Linked DNA regions of Homo sapiens: region 2 is linked to region 1. The links are chromatin loops, found by intact Hi-C in ENCODE. Cell type or tissue: Caco-2. All regions are shown on one strand. Links, peaks and the distances in the headings refer to the core of each region. The heading gives the core; the rest is flanking DNA. Region 1 holds the start of SLC25A48 (solute carrier family 25 member 48). Region 2 has its middle 72 kb from the start of MIR5692C1.

Region 1 (16,464 bases), core at 6,125-10,124:
CATTGTGCACCTGCCATCTTGCTGAGGCCTCCCAGGGGAGCTCAGAGGACACCTGGCCTCCTTCAATCCAGGACTCACTGTTGAAGTGGAGCCGGGGCCCTCGCAGGAAAGAATGAGCTGTGGGAGGGCCACTGGTCCACCACAGGGAGTCTGTGCTGTCCAGTGCCCACTGGATGGCAGGAAGGGTAGGGCCTTAGGTAAGCCCCCCCAACAGAGTGAACCTTGGCCATGGCAATGGGCCTCTCTCCCCAAGCTGCTCACAGGGTGGTGCTGGGAGAGCCCTCAAGCCTGTGCCAAATCCCTTTATCCCCACAAATGAGCCATCCAGCAAACCCACATGAGTTAGTGTCCTAGGGCTGCCAGAACAAATTAACACAAACTTAGTAGCTTAAAACAACACACATTTATTCTTTCACAGTTCTGAAGGCCAAAATTTCAAACTCAAGGTGTCGGCAGAGTTGTTTTCTTCTTGGGGTCTCAGCAGGGAATCTGTTCCTTCATGCCTCCCTCCTAGCTTCCTGTGATGATGCAATTCTTGATGTGCCTTGGTTTGTGGCAGCATCATTCCAATAGCTTCCTCCATCATCACATGACATTCTACCTGTGTGTCTGTGTCCAAATTTCCCTCATCTTATAGGGACAAGCCATTGGATTTAGGGCCCACCCTGACCCGGTGTGACCTCATCTTAACTTGATTGCATCTGCAAAGATCCCATTTCCAAATAAGGTCATATCCACAAGTGCCAGGGCTTAAGACTTGAACATGTCCTATGGGGGACACACAACAACATATAATTCACAGCGAACAGAGCACAGGCTTCAGAGTGGGTCAGACCTGGGTGCTGCCATTTAGCCTGTCCCTTCTGCTTGGCACAGTGAGGTTGGAAAGGCAAGTCTATCCTGGTGGGCTTCCTAAGGATTACCTGAGAGAGAGGACCACAGAGCTCTGCAGAGTGTCTGGGAGTGGTAGAAACTCAGCAAAGATGGCCCTGAGCTGGGTCTCTGGGACTTGGAGGAGGGGGCCTGGTTCCTGCTCACCAGAAGCTGGCAGTCTATGGGCCAGTAGGCACTTACCAAGGAGTCTGGCTTAGGACAGGGACCTCAGTGGTCAGGCTGCCTGCAGGGAGTTGGGGGAGAGCATGGACCACAGGAGCATGTGTCAGGGGCGGGGACTCAAGGCCCAGGGGCTAGGGTGGGAGTCGGGAAGGCCAGGGTGGGATTCACGAAGGCTGGGGGCTAAGCCACCATAAGTTCTTCCATGGGTCAGGAGTCCACAAGTGGAACAGCCTGGGGGCTTGCTCAGGATCAAAGGGGCCCCCTGCCATGTTCCTGATGGGCTCTGGGTCTGGCATAGTCAATGTGGGAATGAGCTGGCTTTTCACTACCTGGCACTCTGGGCCACGTGTCCCCTCTGGGCCTGGGAAGTAATTCCTCATTCCGCTTCTCCACCCTCTCCCCAAGACGTGACTTCTCCCTCCTATCACCATGGAGTCTGATAAAGACTTCGTTCCTGGCCAAGGTGTTCTCTTTTTGTCTGCCTCTTTCCTTCCCTCCCACCCTTCTTTCCTTTCTTCCAATACTTGGTGTCTACCATATGCCAGGGTTTTTCTAGGCCTTCGGGACACAGAAGTGATCTAGACAGATGGGCCTTGCCTTGGTGGAATTTGTAACTAACAGGATGAGAGATATTAATCAAGAAACCACACAGTCAAATATTTCACAGCAGAGGAACGGGTGCTCTGAATGAGGGGTATGAGGGTGGTGGCAGTCATGAAGAAGGTGATGCCACTAAGCCAGGGACATTAGGGAAGTGACCTTAACCAAGCGCTGAGGAAGTCACCACCTAGGAGAAAGGAGAAGGAAGAGACTCTGGGCAGAAGCATTAGCCCATGCAGAGCCCCTGTGGCAGGAGGATGCTTGGCAAGTGAGATGGATCAAGAGAAGGCCTGTGTGGCTGGACTGGACAGAGTGAAGGGAATATGAGTTGGACTGAGAGCCAGCAGACTAGTTGAAAAAGTGTCAGTTGAGTTCCTATTGTGAACGAGAGGCACCAGACAGATAAGACAGATAAGACCACCCCACACATGAAGCAGGCAGACCACACAGCCCAGGAAGAGCATGCCAGTGATGAAATGATCTGGAGTCACCCTGCAGGGAGGCTGGGGCTGGGAAGGCTCTTCTGAGCTGAGAGTCCAGGAGCAGATCTTGGCACAGGCTCTAAGGGAAGGACAAGTTTGGTGTGACTTAGGAATGGCAAGAAGCCCTGAGTGCTTGAGCAATCTAGCCATGGTTGAGGCCCATTGCTGGCTTTTCACAGAGGAGAACCACAGTCAGGTTTGGGCTTTGTAAGACCCCTCTGGACTCCAATGTAGGCAGGGACTGGGGACAGAGCTGGTGTGGTTAGGAATTCAGGATGCAGTAACAGATGGAACGTCCTTCTTTTCTCAGATGTGTCAGAACTGTGACGCTGAATCCGGAGCCCCAACCTCTCCTAGCCTCCTAGAGGAGGATGACCCAGGACCCTTGTCCTCCCAACAGCAGGCCACCAGTTCAAGGGACAAGAAGCCCCTAAGCTCCCTCCACCTTTCACATAGGGCCCAGGTGGCCTTGGAGTACCTGCCTTTCTTCTGCACCTATGGGTGCCTCCTGGAAGAGGAGGGGTTGGTCCTGCAGCCCAAGACACCGCTCCAGGAGGACTCAGAACTGCTCAGTGGGTTCTTCCCTTACTACCGCTCTGAGGAGGAGAGTTTGCCCAGCCTGGCCCTTCCTGGCTGGTCACACAGGGGCTCCCAAGATCTGCCCACTGAGAAGGAGGCACGGGCTGGCTGCTTCTGCAGGACAACAGTCAGGGACGAATGCTCTGTGAGTTGAGGAGGCCATAGAGGGTGGGGGGAGCAGCACTAGGCCCCCGCATCCTTCAAACCTCTCTGTCCTGGGGCCCAGACTCTAACAGGCCCCTGGACAGGCCCCTCTCAGGGCTGCTGCGGCCCTTGGAGCAAGGTGTCACTGGTTGGGAGCACAGACACTGCAGGAAGACTGTCCTGTTCAAGCCCAGCTTGACCACCTGCTAGGAGAGCGGCCTGGGGAACGTGGTTTCCTTATAAAAGAGAGAACAGCAGCAGCAACAATAAAGCCATTGTGAGAATTACATACAACCACGTACCTAAAGTGCTCAGCAGGATGGTGAGCTCACAGAAACATTTATTTGGTCCTTATGACTTGCTAGGCTCTCAGACAAATGTTTCATTAGCATCATCTCATTTAATCCTAATAGTAATCCTATAAAACAAGCCGTACTATTATTCCCATTTTATGAATGAGAAAACGAGTCTCAGAGAAGTTAAGTGACTTGGCCAAGGGCACATAGCTAGCAAGTAGCAAACCTGGGATTTGACCCGAAGCTTGTGGTCTATAACATTCCTAATCACCACCATGCAGCTGGGCACTGTGGCCCATGACTGCAGAGACAGAGGAGGCAAGGCCGGTGGGTTTTAATCCCAGACACACCCCTCCCAGCAGGGTGCCCTTGGATGGGTGAGTGACATTGCTGAGTGCTTCCTGGGCTGTAGAGCAGACATGGGCCTGTCCTTTTCTGGGACTGCCACTGTGGTGTTGCAGGCACAGGCTGGTCCCGGGTATCTGGGCCTGAACCTGGGAGGGGGGCTTGCATCGGGCTGACCTTCCTGTTCCTTCATACCCAGGCTGCCTCGGCACACTAGGACCTCATCTCTGGGTCCCCACACTCACTGGCCTGCTGCCCCGTCCTGCAGGTCTCGGCAGAGTTCCCCCGTGACAGTGACCGGGATGCCCCTCTCTCCAGGGACCATGGTCTTTATGCCTCAGGATTTGTGCATTACTACAGAACCCCTGAGGAGGGGTTACACACTAGCCCTGGGCCTCCTGCCTTTCCATCTGGGAGCCAGGGGCCCTCAGGGGCTGCCCAGGGCTGGTGCAGTCACACCACGGGGAAGCCGGAGCTGACTGCAACAGAAACCACTGGAGAGCAGGCCCCCAGCACCCACTGACTGTCGAGGGATGAAGGTGATTGCGGGGAGGCTCCCAGAGGTCAGTCAGTTTGCCCTGGGACCAGAGCTGGCCTGGGACCCTGGCACTCAGGCCTGTATTCTCTCTGTCTCAGTGCCCATGACCATGGATGAGGGGCATCCTACCCCCCTTACCCAGCAGAGCCAGCAGGAAGAACCCAACCCTTGGCAGATTCTCCCAGCCCCTCTCAGCCCACCAGGCTGCTCCCTGCCAGCATGAGGTGTCCCACTCCGCAGGCCTAGGGTTTGCCTTTCTCCTCAAGCAGCAGAGGGGAGAAACTCAGCCTGTGCCCCATGTTCAGCCACTCCACCCCCAGGAAGAGACCCATCCCGCCCCACGCTGCCACCTTCCTGTTCTCCTAGCTGGAAAAACTGCCACATGAGAATTGAACAGCCACACCAAAAGTGGCTTTGGAGAGAAGTGTCCATCTTGTCCAGCACTCTGACCTCAGACCATTCCTTTTGTAGCCTGACCCAAGCTCAGACAGAGGAAGCAGGAGCCACCTGAACAACTGAAGGGTGCAGACACCCAGAAGCTGGTTTTGTAAATAAATCGTGCACCTTGGCGCTGGTGCACTAATTGGATGCTTTGGAGTAATACTTGCAGCTTCCATTTATTAAGCATTTACTTTGTACTAGGCACTTTACAGAGATCATCTCCATAATCATGGGTTGTAGACACTGGTGTCATCTCCATTCTACAGCTGAGTAAACAGGCTAAGAGATGTTACATAGGGTGCCCGAGCTCACACAGCTAGCAGACAGCCGGGAACTGTGGAGCTGGGATTCACACCAGCTCTGTCTGACCTCGGGCCAAGTACTTAAGCACCTCCTCACTACATTCTTCCTCAGTGGGTCTATGCATAGCAAGAAATGAGCCACGTGCTCCCCTAGACCCATCTTGCTCTCTCTTTTTCCTCATTGCCTCTGCACCTTTCCTTCCCCTGCCCCTGCCCTTGGGTAGAGCAGGTAAGGATGGTGACTCTGCATGTGTCTGCTAGGCCCTACCTCCTTGGACCTTGTGGACCTGTTTTCTGGTGCTCCAGCCCAACTTCCAACCCCAGGCTCACCTGGTGAGTGGCTGAATCACACTGGGATTTTGAGAGTATATGCTCATCCCACCTACCCCGGGACCAGACACTTAGATGCTGATTCCTGTTTGAAAATCCTTTAGTGCCAGCCACACTGGCATGTCCCAAGTTCACAGCCTCTCTGTCCCGTGGCGCTGGTTTTGTGTCTCCTCCCCGGGTGTAGGTTCTTTGTTTGCTTTGACACTCACACACCTCTGACCACTGGATCCCTGCTCCTCCACCCGATGGCTGCTTGTCTGGAATGCCCTCACCTGCTCACATGCTTCCTGAGGATGAGGACTTTAAGAAAGAGAGAGAAATCAATCGGTCACACTAGAGTTACATCAAAGAAATTCTTTTTAGAAAATCTATTTTTTACTATTTCCAAGGCACTCCTATGACTTCCCATTGGGTTTGGGGATTTGGGATTTGGAGTATGATGGGAGTATGAAGAAATAAAGGTACCCTTGCCAGGAAAACTCGTCTTTGTTCTTGGGGTGAGGCAATAGGACTGTTCCCTTTATTTTCCATAAGGCTGGAAAACTCTTCCCGACTCCCCTTGCATTCTCCCAACTGGTGCTGCTCAGGAGGTTCCCTCTGCCTCTGTGCCCTTCTCCACTGCTCACAACTTAGCTTGTCATTTTAGTTTGGGGCCTCATCGAGGAGCTGGCATCTGTGGGCCCTCACTGCCCCCAAAGGAACAGACAGGTTGGGAGGTATCCAACCCTCTGCCTCTGTGCCCTTCTCCACTGCTCACAACTTAGCTTGTCATTTTAGTTTGGGGCCTCATCGAGGAGCTGGCATCTGTGGGCCCTCACTGCCCCCAAAGGAACAGACAGGTTGGGAGGTATCTATGTCTATGGTACAAACTGGGGCCACTCTCTCCTTGTGCAGCCCAAGCAGGGTCCGAGCCATGTCCCCTCCTCTCTTCCCATGTGTGTGCCATCCAGAACCCAAGGAGGGCCGAGAGCCCTGCAGTAGCCTGTCAGCAACCCCTTGGCGAGCTGGAGGTACCTCCCCTGCTCATGGGGATGAAGAGACCCGCCAGAGGTTTCCCATGCTGCAGAGCTCTCTAAGGGAGTAGTTTGCAGGAAAGATTTGGTGCAAAAGAGATCCCAGATAAGGGGCTGGCTCAGCTGGAAGGGCAGTTTGCTTCTGGCCCACCTGCCGGCCTTGGCTGGGAGCTGTCCATGTGCTAACACAGACGTGAACACTCAGGACACACAGGTCATAACGATGGAGAGATTTGACTTGCTGGGTGTGTTACTGCGTGCCAGTCATGGTGCAGAGTACTTGACATGCATTGACTCACTGAGTGTGTTAAGTGCAGCTTGAGTGAGGTACAGTTATCACCCCCATCTTACAGAGGAGGATGTCCAGGTGCAGTGGATTAAATGACCCAGTGAGCTCCTGCTGGGGGAGGCTGAACTGCCTGCTCTCAGGTGCTGAGGAGGATCATAGCCCTTCTGAGGAGCTGGACAGGCACAGGCCTCAACTTCCCAAGGGCAAGCCCACCAGTTCCCTGCAGAGAAAAATGCTGGTTGCAAGGAGCCTGAGCCAGCCTCAGCATGGGCTATGGAGGTTCATCCAGGTGAGATACAGCTAGCCCCAGAGATGGGCCTTTCATCCACTCGCAGAGCAGCAGCAGGACTGAGGACTGCCTCTAGCCTGTAGACGCCACTGCCCACAGAATCATGGCCTAGCCCCTTTCCTTGGCATTCAGGGTCCTCAGGAGCCAAACTCCAAGCCTTCCAGCTGCCCCTCCTACAGCCATGGGGGCTTTGGGTGAGCAAAACTCTTCCCGACTCCCCTTGCATTCTCCCACCTGGCACTACTCAGGCAGTTCCCTCTGCCTCTGCACACTTCTCCACTGCTCACAACTTAGCTTGTCTTTTTAGTTCCAGCTCAAATGCTGCTCCTTCCCGAGACTTCTGGGTTCTGCCCTCCAAATTTCCTATGGTCCTGGCCTCTATTTGAGGTCAGGCCTGATGTGAGATTTATGGGTCTCCCCCAGCCCAGCAGCTGATGTTTGATGACTGCATGATAGAGGAGAATGCCACATGGCAGAAGATGGAGTAGGCTGTCCCCAAACACTGGCTCTTCTGTCACTGTCAGCACTCAAACTCCTCTGAGTCCCAGGGAGTTTAGCATATAGCAGGTGCTCAGCCAGGCTTTCAGATGGGACCTTGACAGCAGCACGCAGCAGGGTCTCCTCCTACACTCCTACAGAAACCCCTTGATTCCAAACCTCTCCAACCTGGGCTGCCTGGTCCACTGACCTGCCTGGCCTTCAGTCAGGCGGACAGCAGCATTTCCTATTCTCAGATGTCCGCAGAGCCAGCCTCAACCCGCAGGTTGACTCTGATGGAAAGAAGCACATATGATTTTCAAGCTGATATCGCCGCGGCCCAGAATTTCAGACTTCTGTGGACCCACAGGACCTTGTCAGGAAAGAAAGGATAGAGGGCAGCCCAGGGCACTGGGATGGTATTGGGGAAGGGATGTTTTCCCCCTGATTAAACTGTTGCAGGAGTCCTATGAATATGGCACAGTTGGACAGTGTTAGTACCATCACACTGATAGTGGAGAAACTGAGGCAGAAAAGTTAGGGCATTTATGCAGAGGGGTGGGGGTGGGGGCAAGGGTCTTTGGGAAAGTCACTTCTACTTCCCGAGTCTTGGCTAGGAGGCAGCACTTTTTTTAATAGCATGGACCCTGGAGTCAAACAGCAGGTGTGACTTCATCATCCTCCACTGACTGCTGTGTGGCTTTAGAGAAACTGCTTGACCTCTCTGGACCTCATTCTTCTCACCTACCCAAGGAGAACTTGCGTCAGAGAATTCAACAAGATGGTGTAAACGGAGCATGCAGCACTGGGCCAGCTCGGAGCCCTGAGGTGGAAGAAAGCCTGGGACATTCAAGGCTTCGATAGATCTACACAGGTACAGAGATTGGGGTGTCGCCTCCCATCCAAGCACACAGTACTCAAACACCTTAGATGGGTTCTCATCAAGCTTCTCCGAGGTTTGCTCTGGCACCTCAGACTCCCCTCTGAGCCTCCTGGGCCAGCATCTCCTCCACGGCCCACACATATACTGAGTGTGGCTGTCTGCCAGCCAGTGCCAGGCAAACCGGGCCAGGAAACTATCCAGAATGAGCAGCCACGCTTGTCTTTTCCGCCCGAGAGCCTCAAGCGCTGCGCAGCAGCGCCCTCTCCTGGCGCATCTTGATGAGACCTCCGCAGCTGATATCCCCGTGGCCAAGAATTTCAGACTTCTGCAGACACCACCTAAGAGGAGATCGTCCTTACCTTCCAAAAAATAGAGGAAGAATTAAGGCCTGGACTTTCCCAAGATGCCCAGAGAGGCAGCAGCAGCACTAGGACCAGAGCCCAGGCAGCCCAGCTTTCCCGCCAGCTGCTTCACCCCCTCACTTCACAGCCACTTACCTCTGCTTCTTGACTGCCAGCCTCAAGCTGAACAGGTGATGGGCCAGATTCAGTCTGCACATGCTCTGCACATACTTTCCCAAAGTGCCATCAACAAAGGAAGAAATCCTGCTCCCAATGAGAAGCTCGAAAATCGTGTGCTCCTTTTCCTTCCCATCAGAGTCAAGGAGGGAGCTCAGAGCTCCCGTTGTCTGAGGCCAGTGCAGGAATGATGCAGCTGGGGCAAACACTCAAAGAAGAAAGACAGCACAAGCCCGTGGTCCGGTTTCATTAATCCTTTGAACTCGGTCCTGAGTAATTGCTGTCTGCCTGCTCTGTGGCAGAGCCCGAAAATGTCACGGTGGCAGATAGGTCAGACGGGTCCTATCTATCTTCCTGGAGCAACCAAGCATTGCACAAGGACTGAGCGGCATGGTGAGAGTTGGAAAAAGAAGCAGGGGTGCCTTGAGAGAGGGCAACCAGGTCGTGACCTCCTGTGAGGGGCCTGGGGAGGCCTCCTCATGCAGAAGATGCTTTGGTATAGATCTGAAGGAGGTAGGAGTCGGCTATGAGGAGGGCAGGGAGAGGGAGCTGCAGGTGGAGGGAGTGATCAGTGCAAAAGCTCTGTGGGGGAAATGTGGCTGGTACCTTTGAGGGCCTGAAAGAAGCCGGGCTTCTGTGATGCTCCAGGAAAGGCCAGGGGGAGTCCTCACACCTGGGAATGATGTGACCACCTCTTCAGCTCTGTCTTGTATCCAGACACCCTCCTTGTCTGCCAGCCACCAGCAGGACCTTCAGACTTTTCCCCATGTCTCCTCATTTAAGGCCCAGCGGACTAAGCAGTGACTGACTGCCCATCAGGCCTGCGCCAGGCTCTGCAGGTCCAGTGCAGAATGAGGCAGTACCCTCTTCTCAGTGGGCTCACAGTCTGGATGGGAAGACAATCAACCACTGAGTCTGACAGCAGAGATACAGATATGCTCAGAATATTCAGGAAACACAGATGAGATCTAGAAGATACCATGTGGCATAGGGTGATGAGGAAGGCCTTCAAGAAAGGCCTGTCAGGAGGTGACAGCTGAACTGAGTCTTAAAGAAGAAGGGGGCAGGGATTAGCCAGGGGAGGAGGGAGAGGGTGTTCCCCACAAGGGAATAGCATGTGCGCAGTCACACACATGCACAGAATGTGAGACATTGAGGTGCAAAGTGGAAAAGCAGCCAGACCCAGTCCTACTGAGCTACACACAACACACTGGGGAATTGGAATTTATGCTCAAGATCACAGAAAGTCATCAAAGTTCACTAAACTGAGCAGATTCAAAGTTTCAGAAGCTCACTGGGGCAGTAGGACAGGGGCAGAGGGACCCAGGAACCCGTGTCCACTGTGATCCAGGCAGGGCAGTGGCACAGGGCTGGGCTGAGCCACATTCGGAGACAGCAATGAGGGCTGGGTGTCATTGAGGGGATGGACACTCAGGACTTTGCGGCTGGTGGGATAAGACCTTGGGAGAGAGAAATGGAGGATGGCATCCAAGGTTCTGTTTTGGGTGGCCACTGGGTGGAGGTGTGTTTCTCTAAGTTGAAGAGGCACTGGCGGAGGAAGAGAGAGTTCATCGAGGGATGCGCTAAGATGACCCGAGCCACCCAGGTGGAGGTGTTGAGTAGAGGGATGTCTGGACTCTGAAGCAAGGTGTGGGGGTTATACGCTGAGAGATGGGAGGTACGGGTGGGTGAGGGTCCAGATGGGGCCCTGAGGAATTCACACCTAAGCATGAGAAGGGGCCATGGCACCAGGGAAGAAGATGAGAAGAGCTGGAGAAGCAGGAGGAAAGCTGGGTGAGGGCAGGAATCTGGAAGCAGAGGGGAGCAGGCGGCATGGGCAGCGCCTTCACTGCAGCAGGTCAGGCATGGACAGCTGACCCAGGCCTTTGCTGCCCGAGTGTGGCAGGTGGACATGGGGAGGGGATTGTTGGCTTGCCTGAGAGAGTGGTTGGGGAGGTGGGAGCTGTGGGGCTGTGTAGACTAAAGGTGCAGCCAGGAGACTCCAAGTTTGGAGAGCCTTCCCTGATTGCTTCCTGTAGAACGATGGACTCCCTCTCCAGTGCTCTTACAGCCACCTCTGTGTAGCATCTCAGATGGATTGTCTCCTCTCAAACAGAGACTTTCCCCAAAGCAAGGCACTAGCACAGACTGATGCTCAGGAAATTGCTGTGGCCTGAAAGGGTAAATAAGAAATGGGGAGTGGGCCACTAGTTAACAAATGCTATCAGCATAGCCCATCTGCATGTCCTGCTACTGAGGAAAGTGCTCTGAGAGGTCATCATTGGGGAAGGAACTGAGGGAGAAAGAAAATGGGGTTGCTTTCTGGCCCTAGTCATGCAGGGAGTGGATCTCTGTGGAGTTTCTTTCTCTCTGTAATGGCCAGTAGCTGCCCTGCCCTCTCCCGAGTGTAGAATGCAAATGTGAATGGCAGCACACTGCAAATGGTGCTCTGAAGTGCGAAGGCCAGGAAGAAGGGATGGCCTGGATCCTGGCCACAGAGCCAGCATTCTGCCTGGGCTCATAGCCCTGTGGTCTGGGATTCTCCAGGCCTGGCCATGGTTGCTGGTAAACCTAGGGTCCTCCCCTCACTTCCCTGGGTGATGCGCCCCATGGGCAGGTTTGTGGCATGCATATGGGAATGGAGCACAGTAATTCATTTTGGAAAGCAACCCACTCCTGCTCTGCTCCAGCTCGTTAGTAGTTCAAGCAGCAGCTTTCTGGGCCTGGGAGGCCATCCTGGGCTGCCAGGGACACTGCCTGCCAACGTAAGACCTCCTCAATTGGTGCTGACACAGGACTGAGGGGATGACAAACTGCCTGGCACCCCTTAGGTGGTCTTCCAGAGGAGTGGGTTTTGAGAATTGTCAGGCTTTCCACTTGTGGATGCATTCCAATGGTGAACTCAGTAAAAGGCCACTCTTCAGAGACCTGCATTTCTCATAGCAGCCCTAGGCATATATCCCGGGCATGACAGGGCACAGCTTGGGGTTGATGCTGATGGCAACTCTGAAGCCTCAAGACTGAGTGGGTCACCATAAGCAGCAGGAAGTTGAGGTGCCGGGATGGGGTGTGATGCTTCCACTCCTCCCTGGAACTTTGCAATACTTCCCTAGCCAGGCCGGCGACTCCATCCCGGGCTGTCCTCTCCCGATACAGGTCCACTCTCTGTGTGCCGGGGCAGGGGAGGGAGTGATGCTGCAGGAAGGTCCCTTCACCTCCAAGTCCCCACTCCTCAGTGGACAGGCCTTTGTAGGATCAAGCTTCGGTGGTCAGGCTCTGTCTTGCTTTGGAAGAAGGAGGTCTGGCTGGCTGTCGCTTCATATTAACCTGGATGACGTGACATGAATATGCCCAGTGGGACAAGAGCAGGCCCAGCAGAGGCCCCTTCCTCCTGACCATACCCTTCACCATTCTTGTCAACCTTGGGGTGTCTTGGCTGAGACCCACAGCTGAGTCCCTGCTGGAAACTAGCAGAACGCTGGGGGGCTTCGAGTCTTCTTAGGAAGGGAGGAAAGACACTCTCATTGTAATCAAAAGCCTCTCCGCACAGCAGGCCACTTCTCCAGTGAGCACGGACCCCTGGCCTGGGGCCTGGCTGAATGTAGGGTCTGCCTACAGAGAGGGAGTTTGAGGTACAGAGCACCACCTCTGCCTTCTGTTGGCCCAGGGCGGACAGTGTAGGGTGAGCCAGGGCCAGGCAGGGAGCTGGGCCCCTAGAGAGCTGTAGCTGAAAGTTAGACATGACCCTGAACCACCAGGTGCCTGCTCTAGGCACGGGGTACTGAGTGGGACATGGCTGAGATGAACAAAAAGGCATCACTGCCCAGAGTTGGGATGGGAGAGAGTCCACAGCTGATTGGAATCAGCATTGTCAGCACAGCACAGTACAGGGAGATACGCGCATTGCCGTCTCTGGATGGGCGGCTGGCACTTTCAGTTCAAAGGCGCTGAGGCTCTGAAGTTGGCAAGGAAGAGGATAACCCGGAGAAGGGAGGACTAAGAGAATTTCACTTGATGACCCTTGCCTCTTTGTGTCTGGGATGAGCCGCGCGGAGCGCACCCTTATCCACCCAGAGTGCTGTGCCTTTAAGGTCCACTGGGGGCGTGATGTCAGCCGCCCTCCGGCACTTGGAGAGGTGAGCGCGGCAGCCCGCGCAGCCGGTGACTGGGGGACTGGGTTTGGAGTAGGACCTGCGGCGTGCTCGAGACTCCGACTTCGGTCTTGCGGCGCGCTCGCGCCCGCGGGCCATGCCCCACTGACTCTAAGTGGGCACTGCCCCGGCTCCGGGAGGGCGAGACCGAGCGCCGGCCATGGGAAGCTTCCAGCTGGAAGACTTTGCGGCGGGCTGGATCGGAGGTGAGTGTGCTTACCGGGGACCCCCGGTCAGAGAGAGCGAGCCTGGCGGAGTTTGCCTCTATGCTCTGAGGAAACTTTGCCTCTGTGCGCTGCCATCCCGCTCCCCGTTGTGCGCGCAGCCTGCTTTGGGGAGTGCCCGGCCCCGAGATCCCCCTGGTGGTCTTGCAGTTGCCAGGGCTAAATTCTGAGAGCTTCACAGCGTTTCGGGCTGAGCTTCTGATTTGCTCATTAAGTTAGGATCCGTGGGACTTGATGAGGTAATGATTAAACAGCTCGTCAAAGCCCACAGCCAATGGAGGCTCCTGGCGGCGCACACACCCTTCAGTGACCTGGTGCACACCTGAATTGCGGACGTGGCTCGCGGGAACTTATGTATGAGGGTAGCGCTTGGCTGCTGATCCCGGGGCGCAGGGTGGTGGGAGCCAGGCTTCGAGATTAGGCCGGCCCAACGGGGCGTCCCGACTGGAGGGAGCAGAGCTCTCACAGCAGGGAGCGGAGCGCCGGCTGCAGGTGCCCATTGCCAGGCTGCGAGGAGCACTTATTGCCTTCAGCCGCCGCCAACCGTCAGCCATCGCCTACCTCCAAGGCCCCTTCTCCGGGCACTGTTGGGTCTGCTGATCCCTTCGCCACAGCTCCCGAAGCCACTCTTTTACTGGGCCTGGGATGGGTTGCCTGGGCGAGAGTTGCATTCATTTCCTTGCTTCTCCATTTTTCTTTCCAATTGGTCTATCCCTCTTTTCTCAGCTATTAGGAAAGGGGGAAGTTTGAGGGACTTTGCTAATTGTAAAAAAAAAAAAAAAAAAAAAAAAAAGTCTTTCTTTGGACCCATCTAAAAGGGTTATCCTAAAAGGGATGTTGGCAAATGTAGCCCCTCACCAAAGGGGTGAAAAAATAAGATGAAAAGAACAACAAACCAGATTGGATCCCAACTCCTCCCCTCCTACCTAGCAGGAGACCACCTCTCTCCCGAGACCGGTGGCTGCAGGGCCCTGCTTCACACCTTCCTGAGCAGAGGTGGCTCCTTTCACCTTGAGTAAGTCTGTTGGCACAGATGCCCTTGGGTGGGGCTGAGACCCGCCTCTCCTAACTTTCCCAGTTAGGGGGCTGCAGCCTGAGGCCCGCTGGGCATATCCAGGTCCTTTTTGACTGGACAATTATTCCACCATTCAGCGGGGCAGGCAGAGAGAGGAGACACTTCCGTGGGCTGCCCCTTAAATAAGCAGACCACCTTCGGTAGGGATGCAAATGGCTTGGTTTGAAAAATGCCCTGGAAGGTAGGGCTGAGTCAGAGTAGTTCCAAGACTCTGATACCCCTCCCCATCCCCAAACGTGATAACATGTGAACCCTCCCCGACTCACAGCAAGTAGGGGATTTTTGTGCTTTATTCTGGTCCTTACTTTGGTGATGTTATTGAAAGTAATGGCAAAAATCGCAATTACTTTTGCACCAAACTAATAACATGGCTTTTTTTTTTTTTGGCTTCCATGAAATGATGGTAAGTGTTTACTACACTTGAATACTTACTAGGTGCCAGGTATAGTTTAAGTGCTATATGTATTCTTTTAAAACAATTTTATCAAGGTTTATTTTATGTATTATAAAATTCACCCATTTCAAATGTACAATTCAATGTCTTTTAGTAATTTTACAAAGAGGTGCAACCATCACCATAAATTTGTTTTAGAACATTTTCATCCCCCAGTAAGATCCCTCATTTGAAGTTGAATGCTGTTCCCTCTCCTTAATCTCCTTTCTGTAAATTTGCCTTTCCTGTATATGTTATGTCAATTGAATCTTGCAATATGTGATCTCTTGTGTCAGTTTATGTATAGTTCTTTAATTATTATAACAACCCCAAAGAGGTAGGTACCGTTGCATCCTTATTTTACAGATGAGGAAACTGAGATACAGAGAAATTCACTGACTTGCCTAAGACCATGCATCTAGCATTGGCACCAGGATTCCAACCCAGGCTGCCTGGCACCAGAATCTGCCATCTTAATTTCATCTTAACTCTTTCTGAACAACCTTGCATAACAAAATTTTGCCCTTTTTTTGATATTATCCCCCCCCCCACCCCCCCCCCCCACACACACACACATTTTGTTTGAGATTTTACTGGTTTGTGAAGTGCCAAGGTCTGGAAATCACTGACCTTATAATCCCATTTTTTTAAATCTCAAATCCCCTGCTTTCAGATGGGTGGGCTAATAAGTGGCAGGGAGATGTTGGCCCAAGGCTGGATCTAAGCCTGCCCTGAGCTGAAGGATGTGTGCACTCACTATGGGGGAAGCCATGGAGCCTGAGGACCAGCGCACCTCCCCCCACTACTGGGAAGGGTTAATTACTGCCATCACCTCTCTGCCTCTGCCCAGTTTAGTAGGTAGGAGGGGATAAGAGGGGACAGGTGGTTCTGGACCCAGGGAATCATTGTTCTGGGATTAGCTGGTTTCTTTGTCCCTATAAATATCTAATATTCCAGGAGCCCTTAGCTACCTGGTTAAATCACCTCTACTAACACAGATATTTCCTTCCTCCTCAGTGTTCTCGGGAATTTGTCTTTGAAGAACAGTTTCCCTTTCAATTTCAGTCACTAACTGCTGCAACAAGGCTGATACGGTTTGGCTGTTTCCCCACCCAAATCTCATCTTGAATTGTAGCTCCCATAATTCCACATGTCATGGGAGGGACCCCTGTGGGAGGTAATTGAATCATGGGTACAGGCTTTCCCATGCTGTTCTCATGGTAGTGAATAAGTCTCATGAGATCCAATGGCTTTATAAAGGGGAGTTCCCTACACAAGCTCTCTTTTTCCCTGGCACCATGTAAGATGTGACTTTGCTCCTCTTTAACATTCTACCATTATTGTGTGGCCTCCCCAGCCATGTAGAACAGTGAGTCAATTAAATCTCTTTCATTTGTAAATTACCCAGTCTCAGTAATGTCTTTATTAGCAGAATAAGAATGGACTAATACAGTAAGTTGGTACCAGTAGAGTGGGATGTTACAGTAAAGATACCTGAAAATGTGGAAGCAACTTTGGAACTGGGTAACAGGCAGATGTTGGAACAGTTTGAAGGGCTCAGAAGAAGACAGAAAAATGTGGAAAAGTTTGGAGCTTCCTAGAGACTTGTTGAATGGTTTTGACCAAAATGCTGGTAGTGATATGGACAATGAAGTCCTGGTTGTGATGGTCTCAGATGGAGATGAGGAACTTGTTGGGAACTGGAATAAAGGTGACTCTTGCTATGTTTTAGCAAAGAGACTGGTGACATTTTGCCCCTGCCTTAGAGATCTGTGGAACTTTGAACTTGAGAGAGATGTTTTAGGGTATCTGGTGGAAGAAATTACTAAGCAGCAAAGCATTCAAGATGTGATTTTGGTGCTGCTAAAAGCATTCAGTTTTATGTATTCACAAAGATATGGTTTGGAATTGGAACTTATGTTTAAAAGCGAAGCAGATCATAAAAGCTTGGAAAATTTGCAGCCTAACAATGCAATAGAAAATAAAAACCCATTATCTG
Region 2 (16,464 bases), core at 4,827-8,826, 100 kb before region 1:
TTAGCTTTTCCCAGGCAGAGTCCATAGGCCATCTAGAGGGAATGAAGCGCTCCATGCTGGCTGCCCATGAGGGGGTCACCCCCAGATAGGGCCAGACTACATGGCCTGATGTTCCTGCATGACCGCTTTGCTCACCACAGAGCCCCTGCCCCTCTTTGGAGAGGCCCGCATGGCTAGGTATCTTCTTGCTGAGGAAGGAGCCAGCCCCTGTGCACCCATACCTGAGGGCTCAAAGCTTCCTGACACAAGAGGCTTCTAGCAAGCTCAATTCCAAAGTCTGGCGCCCCAGACTATGTATTTGCTCTTAAGTCTTTTTAACTCCCCAGTGCACTGACAAGCTTGAAGACAAAGCCCAACAATGGGTTTTCATTGGCGAATCAATTCACTATTCTTTCAGCTACTAGAAATTTGCAAAAATCCCCATTCAATGGGAGCTGAAACTATTCTGAATGGTATCCAGTGGAAGGGAGTCTGTCTCTCACTCTCTCTCTCTCTCTCTCACACACACACACACACACACACACACACACACAATGGGGAGGGGGACAGCTCTAGGGACGTCTGAGGTACATGCATTCCCCTGCAATCCCTTTTCTCTTTTTTTATTTAAAAAAGGCACAAACCATAGTATGACAACTGCAGTCCTCTTTTTTTTTTCACTAAAAAAAAAAAAAAGACACAAAACCACACTGTAAAACCATAACAGAAATGTTGCTTTAATCACTCCTAATCCCATCACTGAAGCAAATCAACTGTTTTTAATCTTCCCTTCCAGGGCCTGCCTGTAAGCAGACATGTTTCTAAACAACTGTAATCATAACACAGTTTTGCATTCTGTTTCTCCCTTATATCTTAACCCTTGCCCTGCAGTCTTCATAGGCATCGTTTTTAATGGCTCACTCAATTCCATCAAGTGGGGCTTCTGGAATTTACTTATCAGCCGCCTAGCTGACTAGTACATCATTTCCTGGAAGAGCCCACATTAGCTGAGAAACAAACATCTAGGTGATTTCTATAATTTCTCAATGCTATTGAGCTCTAGAAATACCTGGCCTTAAAAAGCTTCCTTGGGAAAGATACATTATTGACCCAAGACTGGAGGTCTTCTCTACTTATTTAAATAAGTGTCTTTGTTTTCTAAGGAGGCTCAAGCCCAGATCCCTTGCACACATGGTTTTGTCTTTTTCAGCAGCACAACCAGAGACTGTCCTTTTCAATGGCTTTTCTCAACGGGAATTCAATTTGTTCTCCATTATCATCACCACCATCATCATGATCATTTTTCTAAGAGCTGCCATTTATTGAGCGTTTTCCCTGTGCCAGGCACTCTAAATATTATTTTTGCATCATTATTTTGTTTAATGCCATTAGTTGCCACTGTTATTGTCCTCAGTTACAAATGAGGAAACTGAGGCTCAAGATGTTGAAGTGGCTTGTTCAAAGTCTAATGGCTCTTAAATGTCAGAGGCTGCCTGCCTCATCTCATCCCATACCTCCTTGGAGCCCCCTCAGGTAGGCGTGAGCCCCTGCGCCACCCAGCTCCTCGAGTGAGGGCCTTTCCTGCAGGGTAGAGTTTGGTCTAAAGCTCGCAAGATGGGCTGCTAAGCCCAAGGTGCCTTCCCCACAGTGCGTCTCTCTTTGGGTAGAAAAGCCAGCCTTCCTCCACCCCACAGGAACCCTGGACAGGACAGTGTGTGCCTGGCTGACATGGGGACTTAGAGGCCTGTGTCTGGCAGAAGTTGGGGCCCAGAGACAGGAAAAGCCTTGCCTAAGGTCACAGGGTGAGTCATTGGCCCTGATAGGCTATAACCTTGGTCTCTTGACCTATGACCAGGGTTCTGTTCTCCTCGTTGGGAGATGATTTCAACAGACTGCATTTGAAATGGAAGGAGAGGCTTTAGAGTTGGCCAATAGCTCTGCCCTTGGAACAGGCTGGTGCCATCATGTAACCAGACAGCCCATGGCAGAAACTGGAAAGAAGGCAGTGACTGGTGCCCAGTGTGGTGAACAGAGGTGGAGAAACAGCACAGACTCGGGTGTGTGAGGAACACAGAACAGGGCCCAGCCCAGCCTTGGCTACTGGCCTGCCTGGTCAGGCTTATCACAAGAGCTCCTGCCAAAGGGATTTCCTAAAAGGAAAAGGCTTTTTGCTCTTTTGAGTCTTCCACAAGTAGTAAAAATCCTGAGAGGGACCTTCGTGATGACCATACCTTTCCTGGGCAGAAGCAGAGACTGCTACAGGAACAGAGACAGCTTTTGCTACTGATTCTTTCAACAGGTATTTATTGAAGCTTTCTGTGTCAGATAATGGGGTTAACTGAGGGAATAAGACAGACAAGCTTTCTATCTTTATGAAACATCTATCTTAGCACGGATCATAAGCTAGTCAACAAGCAAGATACTTCCTGAAGACAAGTGATGTGAAGGAGACAGTCTAGGAGGTGTGGAAGAGACTGTGACTGGAGTGGGGGCTGGTGGAGTGGTCAGGGATGGCCCTTCTGAGGAAGTGCAGATCTGGGGCAGAGCACTCAGGCAGGGGAAACAGCACGTGCAAAGGCCCTGAGGTGGGAAACAGCTAGGCAAGTTTCAGGAACAGAAAGGAGGCTGAAGGGACAGATTTTATTCTAGGTTCAGCATTAGTGCCATTTAGAGTAAGAGGATTCCTAACCTGCATCTCTCAAATGGCCTCCCTCTCCTTCCTCAAGTTACCTGTTTGGGCTGTATTCCTCCTTTGCCTCTATAGTCATTACTGTTTCCCTCTCGTGGGCTCCTGTGTTGGCACACAGCAGTCAGAGGTGTTAGCTGTAGCTCTAGGGCAAGCAGTAACTGTTCTAAATGTCATGCTCCCTCCAAACTTTCAGACCTCTCCGTCTGATGGCATGTTTACATCTCAGATAGCTGTGTCCTCATCAGAGGCAGTTAACAGATCAAAATAGCATTTCTTGGACCTTGCAAAGTGACAAATCATGTTATGTTTACCTTAGGAACGCTAGGGTTTTCAAAAAAAAAAACTCCACTGTGGTTATTTAATTGGAGAAAGCTACCCTTGTTAATGGCTCTTAGTTAAACACACCATTAATGCCAGGGGAGACAGCACTGACAAGCTGCGCCTACTTATTGGCTGGTTGCTGATGGACACTGACAGACTCGAGGATCTCCCCGTGAAGAGACAGTGTAACTGTTGTGGGGTTGATCCAGGTGTGCACCACACTTACGACTATAGCCAGAGTCTGGCCCTACCAGGCCAGCAGTGCCTGAGTGCACACTGGAGGCCTCTGATGAAGCCCCAGCAGTGTAGCAGCAGGGCCATGTCTGCCAGTTTTCTGGGGACAGTCTCATGCTATGTCCTTTTTATTTTAATTAAGCTTTTAATTTTGAGATCATTGTAGGTTCACATGCAGTTGTAAGAAGTAATACAGAATCTACGTACCCTTTACCCAGTTTCTTCCAATGGTAACATCTTGCAAAAGTATAGTACAATATCACAATCAGAATATTGACCTCCATACAGTCAAATGGAGACATTTCCATTTCCATAATCACAAGGATCCCTCATGTTGCCCTTTTTGGCCTCACCTACCTCCCTCTTGCCTCCATTCCTTCTTAACCATTTGCAGCCATGAAACTGTTCTCCATGTCTGTAATTTTGTCATTTCACGAATGTTGCATAAATGGAATCCTGTGGTATGTAACTCTTTGGATTGGCTTTTCTTACTCAGCGTAATGCTCTGGAACTCCATCCAGGTTGTTGCATGTGTCAATAGTGTGTTCCTTTTTATTGCTGAGTAGCACTCCATGGTGTGCGTGTACCACAGTCTGTTTAACCGTTCACCCACTGAAGGACATCTGGGTTATGTCCAGTTTTTGGCTACTATGAATAAAGTTGCTATAAATATTCATGTACATATTTTGGTGTGAACATCTTCATTTCTCTAGAATAAATGCCCAGAAGTGCAGTTGCTGGGTTCTCTGGTAGTTGCATATTTGGTTTTTTGAGAAACTGTTTCCCAGAGTGGTTGTCCTATTTTATATTTTCACCAGCAATGTATGAGTGATCCAGTTTCTATAGATCCTCGGCAGCATTTGGTGTCACTATTTTCAGTTTTAGCCTTTCTGACAGGTGTGTAGTGATATCTCTTTGTGATTTTAATTTGCATTTCCCCAATGGCTAAAGACGTTGAACATCTTTTCATGTGTGTATTGGTCATCTGTATATCCTCTTTGGAGAAATGGGTCTTCTTGTCTTTTGTCCATTTTTAAATTGAATTTTTTTTTACTGTTTTTTACATATATAGCCACAGGCTATATATATATATATATATACGTGTGTATAGTAAAAATAATATAGATATATATGTATGTGTGATAGTAAAAAAAACACTCTAAAATACATATATATGTATGTACACACACACAGAGTCTAAATTCTAGTCTTTTGTCAGATATGTGGTTTGCAAATATTTTCTCCTGCTCTATAGCTTGCTTTTTAATCCTCCTAGCAGGGTCTTTTTCGGAGCAAAAGTTTTTAATTTTGATGAAGTCCAATTTATCAGTTTTTCCTTTTAATGATCGTGCTTTTGATGTCAAGTTGAAGGACTCTGCCTAACCCTAGGAAAGATTTTCTCCTATTTTTTTTTCTAAAAGTTTTATAGTGTTTCGTTTTACACTTAGGTTTATGAGCCATTTTTAGTTAATTTACATATAAAGAGTGAGATTTGGGTCAAGGGTTTTTTTGGCTCATATATTGTCAATTGTTCCAACATCATTTATTGAAAAGACTATCTTCTCTCTGTTGATCTGTGTTTGTAGTTTTATCAAAAGTCAGTTGGACATATTTGTGTGAGTCCCATTTTTGGGTTCCCTTTTCTATTTCATTGTGTGTCTCTCGGCCAATACCACAGTCTTGATTGCTGTAGCTATAAAAGTAAGTCTTGAAATCAGGGAGAGTGATTCTTTCCATTTTATTTTAGCAATTCCAGTTTCTTGTTTCTTTGCCGTTCCAAATTTTAGAATAATCTTGCCTATATCTACAAAATAATTTGCTGGGATTTTGATAGAAATTTTGTGTTCTGTCTTTTAAGGGAACGTGGCTGGCCGTGCACGGTGGCTCACACCTGTAAACCCAGCACTTTGGGAGGCCGAGGCAGGTGGATCACCTGAGGTCAGGAGTTTTGAGACCAGCCTGGCCAACCTGGTGAAACCCCATCTCTACTAAAATACAACAATTAGCTGGGCATGGTGGTGGGCGCCTGTAGTCCTAGCTACTCAGGAGGCTGAGGCACGAGAATAAGTGGAACCCAGGAGGCGGAGGTTGCAGTGGGCTGAGATCGCGCCACTGCACTCCAGCGTGGGTGACAGATCGAGACTCTGTCTCAAAAAAAAAAAAAAAAATGTGGCTTTCTATAGTTAGCATGTATTTTGTATTTTTAATAGGTTGAACATTTAAAATAGCAAAAAAGAACTAAAAACATCTGTAAATCTATCACAGTGTATACAACCTATATAGACTGCTTTATAATCATCTTTCACCCAACAATATAAGTGAATATGATGACCCTTTTTCCGTGGTGATAGTTGTAATTTTAAATCATTTCATACTATTCTCTTATGTGGATACAGCATCATTTATATGGCTAATCCCTCACTGTTGCATACTTAAGGGTGTTTCTTTTTTAAATTTCTTGTTTGTGTATTTAATTTTTCCTGTCATAGACAAGCTGTGATAAATATCTTAAAACTATGTCTCTGAAAACATACTCAATTACTTCCTCAGGAAAAACTTATTTGAGTGAAATTGCTGGTGCCTTCTTGATTCTTCTGTTTTTCTGATGTCAGATGAAGATCCAGTTCTTTGAAGTGAAACTAGCATTTAGTTATCAGCTCAGGCCACTTTCTACCTCTGACTTGCCTTTCACCTCAGTTTCATCCTCTTGGAATTTCCCCTGAACACATACACAAATACACACACACACACACACACACACACACACACACACACACACATACACACACACCCCAAGGCTTGGATAGAGGAGTTAAAACAGATGAGAGCTCCACATTCTCTAAACTCTCTGTTGTTAACATCTTCTTTGAGGCTCTTCCTGTAGTTCAGAGCTCTGTGTCCTACTGCTAACCCCAGATGCAAAACAGATGCGAAACGGGTCCTGTGCTTTATTCCTTTTAGAAGATTTCCCCATACCCCTTCCATGTGCCTAGTAATTCTCTGGGGGCCGCTCTTCCTTTCTGAAAGGAGGTACATGGGGACTTCTGGGGCCCTACTGTAGAGCTTTGACTCCCATTGTCACTTAGGCCCTCTCCACACCCTGAGTAGCATGTGACTATTTTAAGAAAATTCCTTAAGGCCTTCAAAGAGTAATAGGATAGTTTTCTGGGAAGCTTGTTAAAATTCTTGAATATGTTCAAGGGATTTACATTTTCAAAGAGAGAATGTTTTGTTTGATGTTGAGGAAAGATTTTTTTTTTTTTGGTCCCTGGGAATTTAAATAATTTGCTTGACTTTCTAGTGGAAAGACCGCAGTGTTCTTAGATTCTGAATGTGGCATTTGTTAGAATCCTCCATGATTGATTGCAGGGAAAATGTGTGTAAATGATTTTGCAATACATTTTTAAACCAAGGGTCATCTGTAAGTTGTCAGCCTAAAAAAGTGGCATCTTGCTTGCATAAGTAAATTTTATTTCTTGGAAGGAGACAGTTGCTTAAAATGAGAAATATCAGTTTTAAATGATCATTAATGATGACCCCATGGATACCTTCCAGAAGAAATGGAATCAGTCTACCCCCTTGTGGATAGCTCAGAAAGTTCCTCATTTTCCTCACTAAAAGTTACATGTGAGAGTTCTGAGGGAACCACAGGCTATATGAGTTTCCTTCTCATCTAAAAGTAATAGGAAGTACATTTTATATAAAATTTGTGTTAAAGTAACTAGACATATCTTTGTAATAGCTAATTGGCCTTGTGACTGGTATTTTTAAATAACACAGTAAAAATAAATAAAAGGGGTGATGTTATACATTCATTATATGTAATATATATTATGTAGTGGTTCCTGTCTCACGTGCTCAGAGCAATGGGCAACTTCATCAGGTAAATCACTCTTCATGTCCCTGCCCAGAGCTCATAAACTGACAGGTGTAAGGTATATAAAGAGGTTGCAGGCAAGAAGCTTTGGGGCTCAGACCGAAGAGGTGATAAATAAAAATCACCATGATTTTGGGGGAGATTACTAGAGTCCAAGTGCTATTCTTTTTCTTTATGACTATTCTCTAAATTAATTCCTATAACAAACCTCTGCTGTTACTGTTCCAATTTGATATGGTTTGGCTGTGTCTCCACCCAAATATCATCTTGAATTCCCACATGTTATGGGAGGGACTTGGTGGAAGGTAGTTGACTCATGGGGGCCAAGTCTTTCCCATGCTGTTCTCATGATAGTGAATAAGTCTCACAAGATCTGATGGTTTTAAAAAGAGGCATTCCCCTGCACAAGCTCTCTCATTTTTTGCCTGCCGCCACCCACTTAGGATGTGACTTGTTCCTCCTTGCCTTCTGCCATGATTGTGAAGATTCCCCAGCCACACAGACCTGTAAGTCCAATTAAACCTCTTTCTTTTATAAATTGCTCAGTCTTGGGTATGTCTTAATCAGCACCATGAAAACGAACTAATACAGATTTTGGTACTAGTAGAGTGGAGTGCTGCTGAAAAGATACCTGAAAATGTGGAAGCAACTTTGGAACTGGGTAACAGGCAGAGGTTGGAGTAGTTTGGAGAGCTCAGAAGAAGACAGGAAAATGTGGGAAAGTTTGAAACTTCCTAGAGACTTGTTGAATGGCCTTAACCAAAATGCTGATAATGATATGGACAAGAAATCCAGGCTGAGGTGGTCTTAGATGGAGATGAGGAACTTGTTGGGTACTGGAGCAAAGGTGACATGTGCCTAGAAGGTGAGTATCATTATCTCTGGTTTACAGAGGAGGAAACTGAGGTTCAGAGGGGACCAGTTCAATAAGTGGGGAACAGAGCTGGGACATAAACTGAGATCTTCCGGCCCCAACCAGGGCTCTTTCCAGTATGCCACAGGGCCTGCTGTGGAGTTTCACTCATGTCCATGTGAAGAGACCACAAAACAGGCTTTGTGTGAGCAACAAGGCTGTTTATTTCACCTGGGTGCAGGTGGGCTGAGTCCGAAAAGAGAGTCAGTGAAGGGAGATAGGGGTGGGGCCATTTTATAGGATTTGGGTAGGTAATGGAAAATTACAGTCAAAGGGGGTTGTTCTCTGGCTGGTAGGGGTGGGGGTCATAAGGTGCTCAATGGGGGAGATTTTGAGCCAGAAGGAATTTCACAAGGCAGTGTCATCAGTTAAGGCAGGAACAGGCCATTCTCACTTCTTTTGTGATTCTTCAGTTACTTCAGGCCATCTGGATGTATACCTGCAGGTCACAGGGGATATGATGGCTTAGCTTGGGCTCAGAGGCATGACATTCCTGTCTTCTTATATTAATAAGAAAAATAAAACAAAATAGTGGTAAAGTGTTGGGGCAGCGAAAATTTTTGGGGGTGCTATGGAGAGATAATGGGCAATGTTTCTTGGGGCTGCTTCAAGCGGTATTAGGGGTGACGTGGGAACCCAGAGTGGGAGAGATTAAGCTGAAGGAAGATTTTGTGGTAAGGGCAATATTGTGGGGTTGTTAAAAGGAGCATTTGTCATATAGAATGATTGGTGATGGCCTGGATGCTGTTTTGTATGAATTGAGAGACTAAATGGAAGACACAAGGTCCAAATAAGAGAAGGAGAAAAACAGATATTAAAGGACTAAGAATTGGGAGGGCCCAGGCCATCCAATTAGAGAGTGCCCAAGGAGGTTCAGCATGGCCCTGCCAGCAAAGATTATTTATTTACTTTAAGAGGGAGTTAAGAGTGGCTGTTTGGGGATAGCACCAGGAGATATCAGCTGTGATGGCCTGGAGAAACAGTGTAAACCAGCAGTGTAAACAAGAGTAGGGCATTTATGAGTAGTTGAGTACGGTGAATAGGAGTATGACTAGACAGAAGATAGTAGAGATGACAAGTTTTTGGGGTGCAGTCCAAGTTGGGCTGGTGTCTGGAATAAGACTGGGGCCTAATAAAAAGGAGTGTCCATACAGGAGCTCAAATGGGCTGTACCCTGTAGCATTCCAAGGACAGGCCCGAATTTTGAGAAGGGCAAGTGGTAAAAGTATTGTCCAGTCCTTTTTAAGTTGGTGGCTGAGCTTGGTGAGGTGTGTTTTTAAAAGACCATTAGTCCATTCTACCTTTCCTGAAGATTGAGGACCGTAAGGGGTGTGAAGGTTTCACTGAATACCAACAGCCTGAGAAACTGCTTGGGTGATTTGACTAATAAAGGCCGGCCCATTATTGGACTGTATAGAGGTGGGAAGGCCAAACCGAGGAATTATGTCTGACAAAAGGGAAGAAATGACCACGGTGGCCTTCTGAGGCCCTGTGGGAAATGCCTCTACCTATCCAGTGATAGTGTCTACCCAGACCAGAGGTATTTTAGTTTCCTGACCCAAGGCATGTGAGTAAAGTCAATTTGCCAGTCCTGGGCAGGGGCAAATCCCCGAGCTTGATGTGTAGGGAATGGAGGGAGGCCTGAAAAATCCCTGAGGAGTAGTAGAATAGCAGATGGAACACTGAGAAGTGATTTCCTTAAGGATAGATTTCCACGATGGAAAGGAAATGAGAGGTTCTAAGAGGTGGGCTAGCAGCTTGTAACCTACATGGAAGAGGTTATGAAATGATGACAGAATAGAAGGGGCCTGTGAGGCTGCGAGGAGATATTTTCCTTGGTGCAAGAACCATTTGCCTTATGTGGGAAGAGATTGATAGGTGGAAGTTTCAGTGGGGGAGTAGGTGGGAGTGGCCAGATGAGAAGGAGAAAAACTGCCGTGAGGGATAGAAGTTGGAAAGCTAGCTGCTTTTTTAGCTACCTTATCAGCATAAGCATTGTCTTGAGCGATGGGATCTGATGCCTTTTGATGGCTCTTGCAGTGAATGACTCCAGCTTCCTTTGGAAGTAAAGTGGCTTTGAGAAGAGTTTTTATTAAAGAGGCATTAATGATGGAGGACCCATGCATAGTGAGGAAATTTCTTTCTGCCCATATAACAGCATGGTGGTGCAGAATATGGAAGGCATATTTAGAGTCAGTATAAATATTGACACATAGTCCTTTTGCAAGGGCGAGGGCTCGAGTTAAGGCAATGAGTTTGGCTTGTTGAGAGGTAATGGAGGGGGGCAGAGCAGTAGCCTCAATGATAGGTGTGGAAGATACTATAGCATAGCCTGCCTTTGCCGGTGAGTGGCGATTAGGCCTGGTGGAGCTGCCATCAATAAACCAAATGTGATCAGGGTGAGAAACAGTAAAGAAGGAAATGTGGGGAAATGGGGTGAACGTCAGGTGGACCAGAGAGATATAGTCATGGGGGTCAGGTGTGGTATCTGGAATAATGTGGGAGGCCGGATTGAAGTCCGGGCCTGGAACAATGGTAATTGTGGGAGATTCAACAAAGAGTGAGTATAGCTGAAGAAGCTGGGGAGTAGAAAGTATATGCATCAGGTGGGAGGAAGAAAATAGATTTTGGAAGTTATGAGAACTGTAGAGAGTGAGTTGAGCATAGTTTGTGATTTTGAGGGCCTCTAAAAGTATTAAGGCAGCGGCAGCCGCCACATGCAGACATGAGGGCTAGGCTAAAACAGTAAGGTCAAGTTGTTTGGATAAAAAGGCTACAGGGTGCAGTCCCAGCTCTTGTCTAAGAACTCTGACCACACAGCCCTGCACTTCGGCTGTGTGTAATGAAAAGGTTGGGATGATTTAGGGAGAGCTAGTGTGGGAGCAGCTTTTAGGGCTGTTTTTTAAGGAATGGAAAGGGGAGTGGGGAAAGGATTTAGGATTTATGGGGTCAGCTAGGTTTATCTAGGACAGAATGGGTTGTGGAGGGAGGTATTGAGGATAGAGGAGAGTATATGGGTTTGGCACCCTGGGGTGGATAGGTAAAACAATTTGGTTGATAAGGCGCAGATCCTGAACTAACCGGTAAGGCTTTTCTGGTTTTAGGACAGGTAAAATGGGGGAATTGTAAGGAGAGATTTTAGGCTCTAAAAGGCCATGGTGTAACAGGCGAATGATAACAGGCTTCAATCCCTTTAAAGCCTATTGTGGGATGGGATACTGGCATTGAGCGGGGTAAGGGTGATTAGGTTTTAATGGGATAGTAATGGGCATGTGATCGGTTGCCAGGGAGGGAGTGGAGGTGTCCCATACTTGTGGGTTAAGGTGGGGGGATACGAGAGGAAGATGCAAAGGAGGCTTTGGGTTGGGAAGAAGGGTGGCAATGAGGTGTGGCTCTAGCCTAGGAATAGTCAGGGAAGCAGATAATTTAGTTAAAATGTCTTGGCCTAATAAGGAACTGGGCAGGTGGGGATAACTAAAAAAGACTTCATAAAAGAATGTTGTCCAAGTTGGCACCAGAGTGGGGGAGTTTTAAGGGGTTTTGAAGCTTGGCTGTCAATACCCGCAACAGTTATGGAGGCAAAGGAAACAGGCCTTTGAAAAGAAGGTAATGTGGAGTTGGTAGCCTCCCTATTTATTAAGAAGGGGAAGGGGCCGGGTGCGGTGGCTCACACCTATAATCCCAGCACTTTGGGAGGCTGAGGCGGGTGGATCACGAGGTCAGGAGATCGAGACCACAGTGAAACCCCGTCTCTACTAAAAATACAAAAAAAATTAGCCGGGCGCAGAGGCAGGTGCCTGTAGTCCCAGCTACTCAGGAGGCTGAGGCAGGAGAGTGGCGTGAACCTGGGAGGCGGAGCTTGCAGTGAGCTGAGATCGTGCCACTGCACTCCAGCCTGGGCGACAGAGCAAGACTGCATCTCAAAACAAAAAAAAAAAAAAAGAAGAAGAAGAAGGGGACGGACTTAACCTCCACTGTAAGAGTTACCCAAAGCATCTGTGATGGTCCAGGAAGCTTCTGAGGCAATTGGGCAGCGTCAGCCTTCAGCCGCTAAGCCGAGAAGATCTGGGAAGGAGTCAGTCAGAGAGCCTTGGGCCAGAGTTCCAGGGGCTCTGGGAGTGGCTGCCAGGCGAGTTAGAAAGTCCGATTTCCAGTGGGGTCCCGCACAGATGGGACACGGCTTAGGAGGAATCCCAGGCTGAGGGCATTCCTTGGCCCAGTGGCCAGATTTCCAGCACTTGAAGCAAGTTCCTTGGGGAGGGGGTCCTGGAGCAATGCCTGGCCGCTGCGGTTTAGGTGTTTGGAAGTTCTTGTGTGCTGGAGATGTAGCTGGGATTTTGTCTCACGGTGGAGGCAAGTAATTGTAACTTTTCTCTATTATTGTACAACTTGAAGGTGAGGTTGATTAATTCCTGTTGTGGGGTTTGAGGGCCGGATTCTAATTTTTGAAGTTTTTTTCTAATGTCAGGAGCTGACTGGGTGATAAAATGCATATTTAGAATGAGACAGTCAGAAAGCCTGGGCCTTCAAGGTCTAGGGCTGTAAAGCATCTCAGGGTTGCTGCCAAATGAGCCATGAACTGGGCTGAGTTTTCGTCTTTACCTTGGGTAGTTTCTTTAAGCTTGTCATAATTAACAGCTTTGTAAGCTGCCTTTTTAAATCCTTCAACTAGGCAGGAAACCATGTAATCTCACCTAGCTATACTTGGGGAATCTGCCTGATAGTTCCATTGGGGATCCTCTCGGGGAACTGCGCTAATGCCTTCCTGGAGGTCTGGTTCATGGAGCCAGCGGTTGTCAGTGTGAGATTGGGCCAGAGAAAAAATTTCCTGTGAATCTGGGGAGAGGGTAGAAGTTAGGATGACATTTAAGTCACTCCAGGTTAAATTGTAGGACAGAGTTAGATATTGGAATTCCTGTATATATTCAGTAGGGTCTGAGTGCTGACTGATCTGAGAGAGGTCTGAAAGAGAAAAAGGCACATGTACCCTGACTGTGCCTTCAGCTCCAGCCACTCTCTAAGAGGAAATTGTTGGGCAGCTGGAGAAGAGCTAGTCTTGGATCCAAACTGTAAGACAGACTGGGTGTGAGGATGGGAGGTGATCGAAGGATTATAGGGTGGAGGAGCGGAGGCTGAGGAAGAATTGGACCTGGCTCAGCCTGGCGATGAGCAGCCTGGGGAGGAGGGGAGAGGTCGGATGATCTGTAGAAAAGGAAGATTGGAAAGACTCAGCGACACTTGGGGTTGGGACTGAGGGGACAGGCAGGAGGGAAAGAAGGAAGATTTGGGAGGAATCGCATTGGGTACAGAGACTAGGGAGGGAATGAAGTGTGAAAAATGCCTGGATGTAAGGCATCTCAGACCATTTGCCCATTTTTCGACAAAAATTATCTAGGTCTTGTAGGATGGTGAAATTGAAAGTGCCGTTTTCTGGCCATTTAGAGCCATTGTCAAGTTTGTATTGGGGCCAAGCGGTGTTGCAGAAGAAAATAAGGCATTTAGGTTTTAGGTCAGGTGTGAGTTGAGGAGGTTTTAAGTTTTTGAGAACACAGGCTAAGGGAGAAGAGGGAGGAATGGAGGGTGGTAGGTTGCCCGTAGTGAAGGAGGCAAGCCCAGAGAAAAGAGAGAGTGGAGACATGGAGAGAAGGATTGGGGAGTGCTTGCCCCTAAGAAAAGCGGAAAAGGGGTAGAGACACAGAGAGAAGGGGTGGGGGGTGCTTGCCCCCAGAAAAGTGGTGCTTGCTGCTATGGGTGAAGGACCAAGGCAGGCATCCCCGTGTGATCAGACACCTCTGAAACATGGGTGAATAATAAAGCAGGCATCCCTGCATGATTAAACACCAAGGGAAGACTGTCTTCCCAAGTCTGTGACCGGTGCCGGAGTTTTGGGTTCACAGATAAAACGCATCTCCTGTCTCTACCAGAAAAGGAAAGGAACTGAAATTAAGAGAAGGGAGAGATTGAAAGATGGCACCAAGACTGAAAGGAGAAAGAGGTTGAGGGATAGTGAGAGAGGGAGGAGAAGAGAATAAAAAGAGGCCGCTTACCCGATTTAAAATTGGTGAGATGTTCCTTGGGCTGGTTGGTCTGAGGACCCGAGGTCGTAGGTGGATCTCTCTCATGGAGTAAAGAGCAGGAGGACAGAGGATTGATCTCCCGAGGGAGGTCCCCTGATCCGAGTCACAGCACCAAATTTCACTCACGTCCGTGTGAAGAGACCACCAAACAGGCTTTGTGTGAGCAACAAGGCTGTTTATTTCACCTTGGTGCAGGCAGGCTGATCCGAAAAGAGAGTCAGTGAAGGGAGATGGGGTGGGGCCGTTTTATAGGATTTGGGTAGGTAGTGGAAAATTACTGTCAAAGGGGGTTGTTCTCTGGCTGGCAGGGGTGGGGGTCACAAGGTGCTCAGTGGGGGAGACTTTGAGCCAGGATGAGCCGGGAGAAGGAATTTCACAAGGTAGTGTCATCAGTTAAGGCAGGAACAGGCCATTTTCACTTCTTTTGTGATTCTTCAGTTACTTCAGGCCATCTGGATGTATATGTGCAGGTCACAGGGGATATGATGGCTTATCTTGGGCTCAGAGACCTGACATGGAGGACAAGAGTAGAACCTCTAGCTGAACCCTGACCAAGCCCTATTTTCCTTTGATCCTGAAGATGAATGATGGTTTAGATTAAACTTTCAAAACAGAAACTTAAAGATGGAAACCTGGAAAAGCTCTTTGTTTGTGACTCAGGTGCAGCTTCAGGTGACTCCTTCCATCCCAAACCTTCCCCTCTGGTACAGGAGGTCTGAGACAACCTTCCGGAACATTTTGAGAACAGGGCTAGTATTCATCTTGAAAGCTGCAATGACTCGGATCCAAAGTGCTGCACCTCCGGGTCACTTTTTAACTTGCCCTGAATTAGTTTCTTGCCTTCCTCTTCAATCCTCTCAACAAACCCAGCCTCCTACTTCATCAGCACCCAGTGGTGTCTCAAACCTGTGCATGGGAAAATGCCATCCACAGACCAGGGCTGGCCTCGGGCACCTTCTACAGGACCATCCGAGGAGCTCAGCAGAGCGACATCATTGGAAAACCTGACTTGTTCTCTCAGGACCTTGATACTTGGGACTGATGTGTCAATGATCCACGGGGAAATGACACCATCACTATGACTGTGATAGAGACTTTCCTCGATACTCTCAGGTTTCTAGCTACTCTGTCTCCATGCCCTTCCTTCAGGGAACACTTTAATCAGTTCCCTTTAGAGGAATTTCACTCCCTTGGGGAGTGAATCTTGAGCAAAATGATGTAAGGATGCGAAAAGCAGATCAAGTGCACTCATTCCCGTGGCAGGCCCAAGAGGCTGTTGACATGCTCCTGCTACCCAGATGGCCAGGGTGGCTCTGTGTCCTGTCTATTCAGACTTCCTGTTGATCCTATTACTACCTCAAAATCTGTCCAATTAATTCTGCTTAGGTTAGGCCAGAGAAGCACAGCTGAGAGGAATGGCCTGAATTCCTCCACACCAGGACCCCTGGGCCCGTGTTTGCAGCTGATGGGAAGAGGTGACATTTGCTGCAGAAGGTGGAGGGATGGGGATGCTACAGGGCTATCAGGACCCAAAGCATCTCCTTTACTCCTTTTACTCTCAAACTGCCCCTGATGAGGAGGATAGGTGAAGACTGGTTTAGTCCCAACTTTTAGTCCTTGCACAAGTTGCTTCTGCTCTCTAAGCCTTGGCTGTCTGGGCTTCTGATCTGTGAGACGAGTGCTCCGGGATCATCAAGGCCCCTTCCAGCTCTGCAGTCCCAAGCCCCACAGGAGGGCCTCGCACACTCAGTCCTGAAACACCCAGTGCTGACTTTGTAATGATAGTTTGCCTTTCAGATCACAAAATCATAAATGTTTAATTTATGGTGGCCAGGTGCAGTGGCTCATATTTGTAATCCCAGCATTTTGGGAGGCCGAGGCAGGCGGATGATCTGAGGTCAGGAGTTCGAGACCAGCCTTGCCAACATGGCAAAACTCTGTCTCTACTAAAAATACAAAAATTAGCCAGGCATGGTGGCACACGCCTGTAATCCTGGCTACTTGGGAGGTTGAGGAAGGAGAATCACTTAAACCCCGGAGGCAGAGGTTGCAGTGAGCCAAGATCATACCACTGCACTCCAGCCTGGGCAACACAGCGATACTCCATCTCAACAAACAAACAAACAAACAAGTTTAATTTATGGACTTGTTATTCATTGTTTTTGAGGTAGGGTCTCACTCTGTTGCCCAGGCTGGAGTGCAGTGATGTGATCATGGCTCACTGGAGCCTTGACTTCCCAGGCTCAAGTGATCCTCCTACCTCAGTCTCCTGCATAGCTGGGACTACAAGTGCTCACCATCATGCCTGGCTAATTTTTTTATTTTTTGTAGAGATAGGGGTCTCACTTTGTACCCCAGGCTGGGAGTCGGTGAC

Evidence for each region. Hi-C counts contacts between places; a loop is a spot of excess contacts. Peaks named below come from ENCODE experiments on the same cell type or tissue, not always from the same donor. Only the 100,000 strongest peaks of a DNase experiment are listed, where the experiment ranks them.
Region 2: a loop joins it to region 1, with 10 times the contacts of the local background. A loop is called at or near these places in 4 of 110 quality-filtered maps.

The regions. Positions count from the first base shown.
Region 1 is chr5:135,821,955-135,838,418 of GRCh38, forward strand. SLC25A48 (solute carrier family 25 member 48) reads left to right here and starts at 12,709. Exons shown (of 8, transcript NM_001349336.2): 1 at 12,709-12,939. The coding sequence starts at 12,894. It overlaps LOC107986453 (a long non-coding RNA gene), which reads left to right. Exons shown (of 4, transcript NR_171171.1): 2 at 2,449-2,862; 3 at 3,771-4,041; 4 at 4,512-4,628. RefSeq lists an enhancer at 11,674-12,175. In Caco-2, for the core only: a CTCF peak has its summit at 8,334 (motif pointing left); a DNase peak (open chromatin) is centred at 8,317.
Region 2 is chr5:135,722,882-135,739,345 of GRCh38, forward strand. It overlaps a transcript of SLC25A48 not described here. Among named protein-coding and RNA genes, the nearest start is that of MIR5692C1, 72 kb to the right of the region's middle. RefSeq lists enhancers at 9,720-10,504, 11,997-12,496. In Caco-2, for the core only: a CTCF peak has its summit at 6,807 (motif pointing left); no DNase peak of the experiment used is centred there.